2 separate regions of the Homo sapiens genome follow, and region 1 is linked to region 2. The links are chromatin contacts, found by Hi-C or POLR2A ChIA-PET in ENCODE. All regions are on one chromosome and are shown on one strand. Each heading gives the region's core, a stretch centred on a gene start or an enhancer-like site at or near the end of the contact. The rest is flanking DNA. Distances are from core to core; before and after follow the strand shown. Region 1 holds the start of KDM1A (lysine demethylase 1A). Region 2 has its middle 42 kb from the start of ECE1-AS1.

What was found. A loop is a pair of places that touch in the nucleus more often than their neighbours do. ChIA-PET counts read pairs that join two places held with the same protein, here RNA polymerase II (POLR2A). Pooled maps may share reads with other maps.
Region 1: a pooled map shows a loop between it and region 2 (4-fold over the local background). The contact joins the promoter of KDM1A here to the enhancer-like site in region 2. A Hi-C loop is called at or near these places in 1 of 168 maps with a recorded cell type or tissue (CD8-positive, alpha-beta T cell) and 2 of 50 pooled maps. POLR2A ChIA-PET finds 5 or more read pairs at or near these places in 1 of 52 experiments (GM12878).

What each region holds. Positions count from the first base shown.
Region 1 is chr1:23,017,323-23,024,102 of GRCh38, forward strand. KDM1A (lysine demethylase 1A) reads left to right here and starts at 2,146. Exons shown (of 21, transcript NM_001009999.3): 1 at 2,146-2,625. The coding sequence starts at 2,275. RefSeq lists enhancers at 1,950-2,637, 2,638-3,323 and a silencer at 2,393-2,462.
Region 2 is chr1:21,331,892-21,339,044 of GRCh38, forward strand. It overlaps a transcript of ECE1 not described here. Among named protein-coding and RNA genes, the nearest start is that of ECE1-AS1, 42 kb to the left of the region's middle. RefSeq lists enhancers at 2,485-2,704, 6,610-7,153. Within about 2 kb of position 2,965, at least 39 of the 41 ENCODE cell types and tissues checked have a DNase peak (open chromatin) inside an H3K27ac peak, as active enhancers do; they include CD8-positive, alpha-beta T cell and GM12878, where a contact is called at or near this core.

The sequences.
Region 1 (6,780 bases), core at 896-3,395, 1.7 Mb after region 2:
GGGTTCACGCCATTCTCCTGCCTCGGCCTCCGAGTAGCTGGGACTACAGGCGCCCGCCACCATGCCCGGCCAGTTTTTTTGTATTTTTAGTAGAGACGGGGTTTCACCGTGTTAGCCACGACGGTCTTGATCTCCTGACCTCGTGATCTGCCCGCCTCGGCCTCCCAAAGTGCTGGGATTACAGGCATGAGCCACCGCGCCTGGCCAACATTATGTATTATATTTTTATGGTGAAAAATAATTTAGCTCCCAAGCAGCACCTCCCCCAACAACCTCCCTACTTCCCTAAATCCTTAAAACCTTCTCATCTTTCTCCCCACAAACTTTCTTTTTTCTCCATTCTCTTAATGTAATTCTATCACTTTGGTTAAAACAATATTCACTGCTCGGCGGGGCGCGGTGGCTCACACCTGTAATCCCTGCACTTTGGGAGGCCGAGGTGGGAGGATCACTTGAGGTCAGGAGTTGGAGACAAGCCTAGCCAACATGGCGAAACCCTGTTTCTACTAAAAATACAAAAATTAGCCAGGCATGGTGGCACACGCCTGTAATCCCAGCTACTGGGGAGGCTGAGGCAGGAGAATCGCTTGAACTTGGGAGGCAGAGGTTGCATTGAGTCAAGATTGCACCCCTGCACTCCAGCCTGGGCAACAGAGCAAGACTCTGTCTCAAAAAAAAAAAGAAGAAACAAACAAACAAAAGAACAGAAAAAATAAATAAAACAATATTCACTGCTTACGTTTTTATGGTCATGTTAATACAGTTCACAGCTGAGCCATATGTTGTACTATGATTATATTTTCTTTCTTTTTCTTTTCTCTTTTTTTTTAGAAACGCAGTTTCACTATGTTGCTCAGGCTGGACTTGAATGAACTCCTAGGCTCAAGTGATTCTCCCACCTCAGTCTCTCGAGCAGCTGGTACTACAAGTGCGTGCCACGCCACTCGGATACATTTTCTTTCTTGCATAGCTTTTACTTTTTTTCCTTTCTACATTTGATTGCCTTTTTGTCTGTTTGCTTAGTTTTTTACAAAAAACAACTTTACTGAAGTACTACAGTTACATAAAACATACCTGTTTTACATGGATAGTTCATAGAGTTTTGACAAATATATACACCTATGTAACCATCACCCTAATCAAGATATAAAACATTTCCATCACCCCCAGCAAGTTCTTTCTTGTTCTTTTGCAGTCAACCCCCGACCCCCATCTCAGGCAAGGGCTGATTGGAGCCTATTACTGGAGATTAGTTTTACCAGTTCTTGAACTTCATGTAAATGGAATAATTTTTTGACAATTTCACTTCGAAGAGACAGACTATTAAAAAGACAATTGTTTGTGTAATAAGTACACGCATGCTAAAAGTACACGACCTGTTCCAGTTTTGGGTTAGCAAGGGATTCCTCGAAAAATTAAAAGAATAAACCGCTACTATCATTATTAGAAAGAATTAACCTGGAGTAGAAAGAGGTGTTATGTGGATGGGGATGGGGGACATGAAGGATGGGGGACATGGGGGATGGGGGACATGGGGGATGGGAGAAGCGCAAGACATGGAGTGCGAATGAGGTTGGGGTCCAGCCAGAAGGAAAAGCATGAACAAAGGCTTGGAGACAAGAGCAATTCCGTCTGGACTCAAACCTGGATTTCGTAACTTGTCTCCATTTTACTACCATCGAAACTGCTGTGCTCTCCAAGTTTTTTGCCCAGTCCAAGCAGGGCAATTATGAATAAGTAAGACGCTCTACCAACATATTTCAGTGTTTTCCCCCATTAGACTGTAAGTTCTTTGAAAGCTAGAACTTCATAATGTAACCCTTGTTACGTAGTAGGCAAGCATTAATAAATACTGGTTGAATTAACGAATAATTGGGTGAGTGAATGAACGAACGCACGCATGCAAACCCGAAAGTCCCTGGAGGAAATGGTCACCTTCGGAGGTTTAGTCTGGCCCAGAAGCCCTAAGACCACGGACTGTGCCAGGTCCCACTCCAAACGCCGGGGAGACGCTCTAGGCAAGCTACACGTTCTTTGCTGCGGTGCCACTCTAGCCGCGAGAACGCCGCTCTATGGCTGCGGGGGAGGGGCGGGGCTCGTGGGTGTCTCCGACCCTTTTTGTCCCGGCGCGGCGGGAGCGCGCTTGGCGCGTGCGTACGCGACGGCGGTTGGCGGCGCGCGGGCAGCGTGAAGCGAGGCGAGGCAAGGCTTTTCGGACCCACGGAGCGACAGAGCGAGCGGCCCCTACGGCCGTCGGCGGCCCGGCGGCCCGAGATGTTATCTGGGAAGAAGGCGGCAGCCGCGGCGGCGGCGGCTGCAGCGGCAGCAACCGGGACGGAGGCTGGCCCTGGGACAGCAGGCGGCTCCGAGAACGGGTCTGAGGTGGCCGCGCAGCCCGCGGGCCTGTCGGGCCCAGCCGAGGTCGGGCCGGGGGCGGTGGGGGAGCGCACACCCCGCAAGAAAGAGCCTCCGCGGGCCTCGCCCCCCGGGGGCCTGGCGGAACCGCCGGGGTCCGCAGGGCCTCAGGCCGGCCCTACTGTCGTGCCTGGGTCTGCGACCCCCATGGAAACTGGAATAGCAGAGACTCCGGAGGGGCGTCGGACCAGCCGGCGCAAGCGGGCGAAGGTAAGGCTCGACCCTTCCCTCAAACGACACCGCCTGGTGCCGAGCTTCCCCGAGGCTTCTCCGCCCTCCCCCGCCGCCGCCGGGTCTTGGGCCCTGCGACCACTCAGACCTCCCCTTGTATCGCTGCGCACGCCACGTCCCCTCTAGCTGGACGGGTGGGGTGAGAAAGGAAAAGTCTTTGCCGGTGTTGACTGCGGTCTTTGTGCTGGGTCCCGAGCGACGTGGGAAGGGGCATCGATGATTGCTGGGAGGGGTATTTTATTCCTTAGGTCTTTCTTGCACACCTTTTCATTTTCTTGACTGGAAAATGGCTCCCTGACGTGGGGTTACGGTTGGCGTTCTTGGAGACCTCACTTGTTTGTTCACAGATAGGTCTGGAAGCTGTTGGGCGATATTGATGGCGTTTCAGCTGGGTGCACGAGGGGGCTGTAGGTTGATGCTGAAGAAATCGCCTTAGCCGGGGAGATGAAAAGAAAGGGTCGTTTTTGCTTTTGTTTTTGTTTGAGCAAAACCCTGCTGTGTGGTAGGAGTTCTAGTCTTTTTTTTTTTCTTTTTTAAAATCCTCTCAGCGATCTTTTGGCGCAGAATTTTGCAGATGAGGAAGCTGCTGATTGAGAGAGCAAATAATAGTCAAAATGCAAATATATGGGAAGAAAAGATTTGACTCCAAACAGTATATACAGACAGTGACTGCCTCAAATGTCTGTGTCCTAGATGCTATATTCAGCGTGTCACCAACATTACTTTTTTTTGTTGTTGTTAAATATCAACGGGCAGGTATTGCTAGCCCTATTTTAGGAATGAGTAAACTGAGGCACACAATTTAAGCAACTTGCCTAAAGTCACAAAGCTAAATAAGTGATGGAAGTGGAATGTAATTCCCACATTCATGTTGTTACAGGGTATCATCAGCCCTTGAAACAAAGGACCACATGGGACACTGTGTGCAGGGCACTGGGGCAGTATTAGGGCGCAGACTTTAGACTTGGGCCTTTTCTGGAGATTTAATGGTCGGTCTAGTTGGAAAAAACAACCTGGATATATATGTGCGTGTAGTCAACATTTAAATAAAAATTTGCAGATTATATAATTTATGCCTGAAAAAATTGTCTACATAATTTTTAAGTGGGAATACCAAGTCAGTGTGTATGGGGAGCTTCTTGAGATGAGTATTACCCAGTCTGAGAGCTCTCATATTTATCTGCCTACTTGAGCCAACTCTCTAAAGTATAACCAGTGCTGGATGAAAGACCGTTTTGGAGGCAAGACTTTCTGGAGCTTTTACCAAAGCATGGGTTAGAAAAGCACAGAGGTTGGTGACACCAGCCCTCAGAAATGAAATAAAGGGCAGAAGTCAAGAGTGTTATTTTACGATTTCAATAGACAGGTGGCCAGAAGCCACGTATAAGATGTTTTTAAAAACAGATTTATTGGCTGGGCACAGTGGCTCACTCCTGTAATCCCTGCACTTTGGGAGGCCAAGGCGGGTGGATCACCTGTGGTCAGGAGTTCGAGACCAGCCTGGCCAACATGATGAAACCCCCGTCTCTACTAAAAATACAAAAAATTAGCCGGGCGTGGTGGCGGGCGCCTGTAATCCCAGCTACTCCGGAGGCTGAGTTAGGGAGAATTGCTTGAACCCGGGAGGCAGAGGTTGCAGTGAGCCCAGATCGTGCCACTGCACTTCAGCCTGGGCAACAAGAGCGAAACTGTCTAAAAGCAAACAAAAAAACAGGCTTATTGGGATAATGCATGTATAATAATATTCACCATTTTAAAATGTATGATTCAGTGGTTTTTAGCATATTTACAAGATTGTACAGCCAACACCACAATTGATTTTAGAACCTTTTCATCATCCCCAAAGACATCTGTATCATTAGCAGTCACTCCCCAGTCCTCCCTACCCCCAGTCCCTGGCAACCACTAATCTACTCTTTGTCTATGGATTTGTCTATTCTGAACATTTTATATAAAATCTTATGTAGCCTTTTGTATTTGGCTTTAGCATGTTTTCAGGGTTCATTCACGTTGTAGTGCTTTCATTCAGTACTTGATAACTCTTTATGGCTGAATAATATTCCATTGTATGGATATACCAAATTTGGTTTACCCATTCATCATTTGACGCACATTGGGGTTTGTTTCCAAGTCTTGGCTATTTTACATAATGCTGCTGTGAACATTAATGTACAGTTTATTTTGTGAATATGTTTTCAGTTCTCTTTGGGTGTGGGCCTAGGAATTCCTGGGTTTTATGTTAATTCTAGGTTTTACTTTTGAGGTATAGCCAAACAGTTTCCCATAGCAGCTGCACCATTTTACATTCCCATTAGTAAATATATGAGGGTTCCAGTTTCTCCAATGTTCTTCTTCGTTTTTTTTTTTTTGTTGTTGTTGTTTTTGAGATGGGGTTTCGCTTTTGTTGCCCAGGCTGGAGTGCAGTGGCATGACCTCGGCTCACTGCAACATCCGCCTCCAAGGTTCAAGTGATTCTCCTGCCTCAGCCTCCCGAGTAGCTGGGATTATAGGCATGCACCACCATGCCCGGCTAACTTTGTATTGTGTTTTTAGTAGAGATGGGGTTTCTCCATGTTGGTCAGGCTGTTTCAAACTCCTGACCTCAAGGTGATCTGCCCACCTCGGCCTCCCAAAGTGCTGGGATTACAGGCATGAGCCACTGCGCCTGGCCTTCTTCTTCTTTTTTTTTTTTTTTTTTTTTTTTGCTGAGACAGTCTCTCTCTGTCACCACCCAGGCTGGAGTGCAGTGATGTGATCTCGGCTTACTACAGCCTCCTCCTCCTGGGTTCAAGCGATTCTCCTGCCTTAGCCAGCCGAGTAGCTGGGATTACAGGCACCTGCCACCACCTCTGGCCAGTTTTTGTATTTTTAGTAGAGACAGGGTTTCACCATGTTGGCCAGGATGGTCTTAAACTCCTGGCCTCAAGCCATCCACCCACATCGGCCTCCCAAAGTGCTGGGATTACAGGTGGAGCCACCTTGTTGAGCCTCCATATCCTTCTTGACATTTAATATTGTTTGTCTTTTACTGTAGCCATCCTATTGGGGGTAAAGTGGTATCTCATTGTGGTTTTGATATGCAGTTCCCTAATGACTAATGATGTTGGGCATCTTTTCATGTGTTTATTAGCCATTTTTATATTTTTGTTGAAATGACTATTCAAATCCTTGGCTCATTTTTAAAAATTGAGTTGTCTTCATCATTTTCTAGTAAGAGTTCTTTACATATTCTGGTTACGGAAATTTGTGATTTTGATGAGATCCAATTTATTCTTTTGCTCCCTTTACTTCTGGTGTTATATCTAATAAACCATTGCCTTATCCAATGTCACGAGGATTTACTCCTATGTTTTCTTCTAAGAGTTTTTTAGTTTTAGCTCTTGCATTTATGTCGATGATCTTTTCTCAGTTAATTTTTGTATATGGTGTGAGGTAGGGGTTCAGTTTCATTATTTTGCATGTTGTCCCAGCACAGTTTATTGAAGACTATTCTTTCTCTCAGCGAATAGTTGGCACCCTCATTGATTAACTATAAATCTAAGAGTTTATTTCTGGACTCTCAACTCTATTCCATTGATCTATTATATATTTCCGTCCATTCCAGTACCACACTATCCTGATTACTTTAGTTTCATAATAAATTTTGAAATTAGGAAGTGTTCCTCAACTTTGTTCTTCTTTTGCAAGATTATTTTGGCTGTTCTGAATGCTTTGCATTTCCATATGAATTTTAGGACCAGCTTGTCAGTTTCTGCAAAAAGGGCTGCTGGGATTCTGATTGTGATTGTGTTGAATCTGCAGATTGTAAGTTTGGGGCACACTATTAGATTTTACTGTTATTTTTTAAGCTATCTCCTACAAGAAAGATTTCTTTTTTTAGCTAACTGATTAATTTTTTGGAGGCAGGTTCTCACTCTGTCACCCATGCTGGAGTGCAGTGGCTCAATCATAGCTCACTGCAGCCTCAACCTCCCAGGCTCAAGTGATGCTCTTATCTCAGCCTCCTGAGTAGCTGGGACTACAGCTGTACACAACCATGCCTGGCTAATTTTTTATTTTTTGTAGAAATGGCTTCTCCCTGTGTTGCCCCAGCTGGCCTCGAACTTCTGGGCTCAATCATTCCTCCTGCCTCAG
Region 2 (7,153 bases), core at 1,715-4,214:
ATAAAGCCCTAATGCAGACAGAAGTTACTACTATGTCACTCCCACAAGGAAACATCAAACATCACCACTCCCAGGAGCCTCCTCAGAAGCAACCTGCCAGCCCTGGGCTGGTCATTCTCTGATAGTATCAGGGCCGTTTTGTCCCACTTTCCTCCGTGGACTTGAGCTCACTAAGGGCAGCCTTACTGCACCCTCCCCCACCCCATCCTCAGCACCCAGTGGTGTGCAGCAGGGTTGTGGGAAATATCTGCCAGACAGACATGCTTAAGATGTGGCCCGAGTCCCTTCCCCTTTCTGGAGAGGCCTGCTTCACTGGGAAGGCAACTCTCCAATGCCATAGTACAAACCCCTAGAGAGCCTGCATCCCTTCCAGTCCCATCCCTGCCAGACACTGGGAACGCAGAGGTGAAAAGGCAGGGGCTCTGCTCCATCAGAACCCTGCCTAGTAATAAATCAGGTGACATTTATTAGGCACTTAGTGTACTGCAGGCACTGATCCTGGCACTTTACAAGAATCTCGTCGCTTATTTAAACAACTCTCTAAGCTTGGCACTATCCTTATTCCCATTTTACTTATGCAGAAATAGAGGCTAAGAATTAAGTACTTTGCCTGAGGCTGCTCCAGTAAATGGCAGAGCTGGGATTCAAACCCAGGCAGGCTGGGCCAGAGCTTGAACTCTTGATCTGTGTTAGTCCAGGGGGAGGGGGGAGGAGGGGGGGAGAGAGATAGGAGAGAGAGGGGAGGGAAGGGGAGGGGAGGAAACAGGAGGAGAGCGGAGGAGACAGGAGGAGAGGGGAGGAGAGGGGAGAGGAGGTGAGGGAGGGGAGGGGAGGGGAGGGGAGGGGAGGGGAGGGGAGGGGAGGGGGAGAAAGATTTCAGTCCAAGGTGACCCTGAGAGAAGTCAGTCAGGCGAGGAGTTAGAGGGAAGGGGGCTGCGGGAACACAGGATGGGGGTGGGGTGGGCGGATGGTGAAGTAAGTTTCTAAGAACAGCTATGGAAAGAGAAACAATTGGGACATGTGTCAACACTGTTACAATATTAGTGCCATCCAATTCTTGGAGTCTAGCACCAGATATGCACCATGCATGCTCTGAGTGCTGCTCCTCTCACTGAATATTTGCAGTCTTCCTGGGAGGGACTTATCCTCACTTCACAGATGGGAAATCCAAGGCTCAGAGAGGAAGACACGCCTGCTAAAAGTCCTTGGTGACAATTCAATGGCAGATCCAGGGTTCAAGCTCAAGTTGATCCCATGGCCCTTGGTCTTAACCACTAGGTCACACTGAACAAACAGGTATTGGTGGTGCGTGGTAGGGATCTGATGCAGAAGGTGGGGGGAGCTGCCCAGTTTTTCACCCGGGACCTGCACTTAGTGCCTCCGCCTCCCCCACCCCTATTTGGGCTGAAGGCAGACAGCACAGCTCCAGCCCACCAGAGCCGTGGGGGGGGCGGGGGGGTGGGTGGGTAGTAGTGTGGCCTGGCTAAGGAGTCTCTCAAATATAGTGGGGAAATAAAATAAGTAGCAGAGAGATGGGCCAACCATGGCCCATTCTCATCTTCCCTCCCTAACCGCGTTCATCAGAAAACAGCATATGTGAGGGCCAGCACGCAGCCATTCTTTCCGGTGCTTCAGGAGGTTAGGATGACAGAGCCACGGGCTGGGCGCAGTGGCTCACGCCCATAATCCCAACTTCTTTGGGAGGCCGAGGCAGGCAAATTACTTGAGGTCAGGAGTTCGAGACCAGCCTGGCCAACATGGTGAAACCCCGTCTCTACTAAAAAATACAAAAGTTAGCCAGGCATGGTGGCACCTGCCTGTAATCCCAACTACTTGGGAGGCTGAGGCAGGAGAATTGCTTAAACCCAGGAGGTGGAGGTTGTAGTGAGCTGAGATCGTGCCACTGCACTCCAATCTGGGCAACAGAGCGAGACTCCGTCTCAAAAAAAAAAAAATGACGGAGCCACAAAGGTAATAACAGCTCCCACCTCCCAAGGGCCAACTCCGTGCACCGTCCTGTGAGCTTTACAACCTGTCATAAATTATCAACCACTTTTCACAACACCACTATGAGAAAGGTGCTACCATCATCCCATTTCATAGAGGAGAAAACCGAGGCTCAGAGATGGTCACTCACCAAAGGTCACCCAGCTGGGACTAAGTGACAGAGCTGGGACTACAACCCACATCTGTCTGGCTCCAAAACCTCCATACCTCCATCTTATCTAGAAAGAGTGCTGGATGAGGAGTCTAGAATCAGGGTCTAAGTCCTGCCTCTAACCTGCTGTATAGCCTCAGGTAAGTCTCTTTCCCTTTGTGAGCCTTGGTCTGCCCTATGAGGAAGTTGGCCTAGATGACCTCCAAGTCCCACCTCCTGTGACTCTGTGAGCTCTCATGCCCTCCTCTCTCTGGCTCCCAGCCACCACACCGGAAGCCCAACAGGATGCCGAGTAACCACCCACTGAACACTCAGGGGCGAAGGAAGATGAAGTGCCGCTTTCTCATGGCCATCTTCCACCAGACCAGCCCAGGAAACAAGGAACCACAAAGCCACAGGATTCCCTCCAGCGTGGCCGTGTGAACAGCAGCCCTGGAGCAGAGGGGCTGGGCATCCCCTTGCGGCCATCACTTCCTATGCCCTCACTTCTCGGCAGGGTGTGCGGAAGCGAGGGAGGCAGGCTCCAGCTCAATGCCCTCTGGCTCTGTTTCTCTGGGTCCCCAGGGGCTGGGACGGTGGGAACTGGTCACTCTGGGAGAATCCCAAGCCCACCCCGGAAGGCTGAGTTGAAGTGGAGGTTCAGACAGGTCTGTCTGGCTCCACAGGTAACTTTTGCCCACTGTGCTCTGCTGCCAGCAAGGTCTCGAAGCATCTGGGATGCCTGGCTACCTCTCTCCCATCCCTGAAGTAGCAGCCAAAATCCCAGATCCTGCAGAAACCTACGCCTCCTCAGCCTCAGGACAGACGAATATCCTGAGGCCCGCGCTCCTGCCTCCCTCCTGCCCCCTACAGTCCATGCTCTACACAGCAGCCAAGGTCTTTCCAAACAGAAACCAAGCCCAGTCGCCCCTCAACGTGGGGTCCTCCAGTGGCTTCCCACCACTATTAGAACGAAATGCTGACCCCTGCCCCACAGACAAGGCTGTCCATGGCTTGCCCCTCCAGGCCCACCTCTCCCTAGCCTTCCCTCCACCCTCCACTGCCTCTGCCCGGCCACACCAGCGTTCACCCCCTACATGTGCCAAACTTGCTGTTCCGGCAGCCGGGAACTCTCATCTCCCCCGCCCCCGTCTTTGCCCGGCTGCCCCCTCCTCAACCTTCATGTCCCAGCTCAGACATCACCTCCTTTCCTGGCCGCTCCTCTAGAGCGGCCCCCTCCCCTCACAGCCACTCTCCACCACATCGCCCTGTTTTGTCTCCTTTCTTCTCTCGGAGCGATCCTTCTGGTGGGTGGCTTTGCCTGTTTGGTCTCCAGCTTCCTCCCCTAGAGTGCAGCTCCTTAGGGGCAGGCATGTGACTGCTCCATTCTCTTCTGTCCCCACAATGAGGCAGGGCCTCCTTGGGTGCTCACAACCCTGAAGATGAGGACGCTGCAGCCCTGAGAGGTGGATTGAGCCGCCCAAAGTCCCAGAGCCAGGGAATAGCAGGGTTCAGACCGAGGGCGACCTGATGCCAAGCCTCAGTGGGTGGGGGGCTCTCACGGCTGGGGGCCTACTCTGGAGGGCTCTCACCCAGGGTGGACAGAGTCGCAGTGAGGCTCTTAGGGCGGGTACCAAGAATGAAGGGCCCACCAGCTTTCCCAAATGGTCCTTCTGCAAGCTACAGGCCAGCTGAGCTCCTGCCTGGGGTGGGTGAGACCCTGGGGGTGAAGAGGCACCAAACACCAGGAGCAAAGGCTCCCAAATGAGGGAGACCACAGACACAGGGAGCTGGGAAGCTTCGACCCACCCAGTGCTTGACGGAAGGGGAAAGTGAGGACTATGGAGGGGAAGGGACTTGCCTGAGGTCACACAGCCAATCAGTGGGTCTCCAGGGAGGGAGGCCCTTCCCTACCCTGCAGAACAGCAGGCGAAGCCCAAAGCCCAGGGTCTGGGCAGAGTGCCAGCCCAGAACTGCCAGGCCCTGGGGGCAGGGGCAGGGCTACAGAGTGAATCTGGGGCATTAAGACAAAGAAAGGACTCAAATTTCTTCCTTCTTTCAAAAAACACTTGAGACAGGCAGTGTCTCATACCTGTAATCCCAGCACCATGGAAGGCTAAGGTGGATGAATCACTTGAGCCCAGGAGTTCAATACCAGCCTTGGCAACTAGTGAGACCTTGTCTCTACAAAAAAATATCAGAAAATTAGCTGGGTGTAGTGGTGCACCTGTGGTACCAGCTACTCAGGAGGCTGAGGTGGGAAGATCACTTGAGCCCATAAGTTCAAGGCTGCAGTGAGCTGTGTTCATGCCACTGTACTCCAGCCTGGGTGACAGAGTGAGAGACCCTGTCTCAAAACCAAAACAACAAAAAACATTCACTGAGGCCGGGCGTGGTGGCTCACACCTGTAATCCCAGCACTTTGGGAGGACGAGGTGGGCAGATCACCTGAGGTCAGGAGTTCGAGACCAGGCTGGCCAACATGGTGAAACCCCGTCTCTACTAAAAATACAAAAAATTAGTCGGCTGTGGCCGGGCGCGGTGGCTCACACCTGTAGTAATCCCAGCACTTTCGGAGGCCGAGGTGGGCGGATCACGAGGTCAGGAGATTGAGACCATCCTGGCTAACACAGTGAAACCCTGTCTCAACTAAAAATACAAAAAATTAGCCAAGCGTGGTGGCGGGCACCTGTAGTCCCAGCTACTCAGGAGGCTGAGGCAGGAGAATGGCGTGAACCCAAAAGGTGGAGCTTGCAGTGAGCCGAGATCGCGCCACTGCACTCCAGCTTGGGCGACAGAGCGAGACTCCAGTGTGGGGGACAAAGCGAGACTCCGTCTAAAAAAAAGAAAAAATTTGCCTGGTGTTGTGGCAAACGCCTGTAATCCCAGCTACTTGGGAGGCTGAGACAGGGGCAGGAGAATCGCTTGAACCCAGGAGACAGAGCTTGCAGTGAGCCGAGACTGCACCATTGCACTCCAGCCTGGGCAACAAGAGTGAAAGTCCATCTCAAAAAAACAACAACAAAAAAAGAAAGTTAAACACACATTGCCCCTCTGACCCAGGAGTTGCACTCCTAAGTATGTGCCCCAAAGAAATGAGTGCTGAGGTCTGCAAAGAGTTACATACGAGAATGTCACAGCAGCCTCAAGCTGGAATCAACCCAAATGTCAGCCACGGACATTTACACGTACATCCACCCAATGCGGCACGACTCAGCCTAAAAAGGAGCAGATGCTGGTACAGGCGACACGGACAAACCTCAAACATTCCTTGCTGTCCAAAGCTGAAGAAAACCAGGCACAAAAGAGCACACATGAATGAATCCACACAGAGAAAGCTCAAAACCAGGCCAAACTAGAGGGCCAGTGGCCACCTGCTGCAGGGGACTGATGGAGGAGGCACACGGGAACTGTGGGAATGGTTCACACTTTGGTCCAGGTAGTATGCAGGTGTGTGCATTTGTAAAACGTGAGCTGTACAAGATATGCATACATTACTTAAGTAAATTATACTATACCACAATTTTTAGAAACGTACAATCTCTGCCCTCATGAGGTCCAGTCTGGCATCCTGTGTCATCATCGTAACAGTCATGACAATAACAGCAGGTGACACCGACTGAGTCCTCTGTATGTGCCAGCCCTCAGCTGGGCTACTCTGAAACAGGATCTGATTGAGCGTTTCTAACTACTGGGCAAAATACTGCCCCAGGAGCTCCATATTAGAGACAGGAGAATAAAGCTTAGAGAGGTGACACGCTGTCCAAGGTGACAATGCAAAAAGTGAGGATGCCAGGTTTGAACCTGGGCCCATCAGTCTCCAAGGCCCACTCCTGCTGCACGGGCAGATCCCGCCTCCCTGCCCTCTCCTCCCCACACTGCCTGCTCAGATGTGGCACCTGGAGGCAGCCAGTCCTCGCCCCTCGCCCCCTCCTCTCCAGTGCTGGAAGGAACAGCTCATGTGTGTAATGGACTCGAAGCTTCTGTGAAAGAGCTGCTGAGGAAATGAGTCCTTCCTTCCCCTTCTGCCCCCTCTGCCCTCCCTCATCCCTCTCATGGCCACATAGCTCTGAGGACATTTCAGCCCTGGACCTCCGCCCAATAAGAAGGGACTCCAATGGCCAGGCAGCTGGGGGTGTGTGTGGTATTGACCAAGGAGCTTTCTCAACCCCTGGACACCCCAGCCCAGCCTGTGGCCTCTCAGAGGACCAGGAGGACATGAGGTTAGAGTCCCCACCCTTGGCTCCAGTTTCCAAGTGACGCAACCAAGTGTCTGGATTCAGAGAATCGCAAAATGTTTATCTGGAATCACAACCACCACCATGACCATTTAATCAAACCTTATCCTGTGCCAAGTGCTACAAACATAGCTCATGAATCCTCACCAGCAAACAAAATGGGTACTGCTAGGCTCTCATTTTACAGAGGAAGAAAGTGGAGCTCAAAGGGGTTAGGTGCCTTGCCCCAAGTCTCACAGTGAGGAAGTGGTGGGGCTGGAATTCAAACCCAGATTTGCACAACTTCGAGTCTATCCTCTGAATGAGAGTATTATACTTGTCATCCTGCATGTCATTACTGAAGACGGCCCTGGAGTCAGTCTGCTCCAGCCATGTCATTTCACAGATGGGAAGACTGAGGCCCACGAAGGAAGACCGTGGTTCAGGAGGACAAGGATTAGTGGCAGAGCCTGGGCTGGAAGCCACCCTGGCCTTGCTTTCAATGACCAGATCAGAGCCTGGGAGCGGGCCATGTGCAGCTGGATGGGCAGCTGGAGGGAGTCAGGCAGGGAGGTGGGAGGCTCTGCTTCCAGGCAGAGGTAAATATTGACATGACTGTGTTTACGCTGTAACCTAACTCTGCCTGGCTGCTGCCCCAGGCCCACCCTCCTGCCTTCCCAGCCAAGGAGGGAAGGGAGCTGTGGGAGGAGGATGGGGAGAGGAGGCTTCTGGGCCAGGGGCTGCTCCTCCTGCTTAGAGGGCTATGTGGTCAGAAAGGCTGGGACATCAGGTGTTAGGG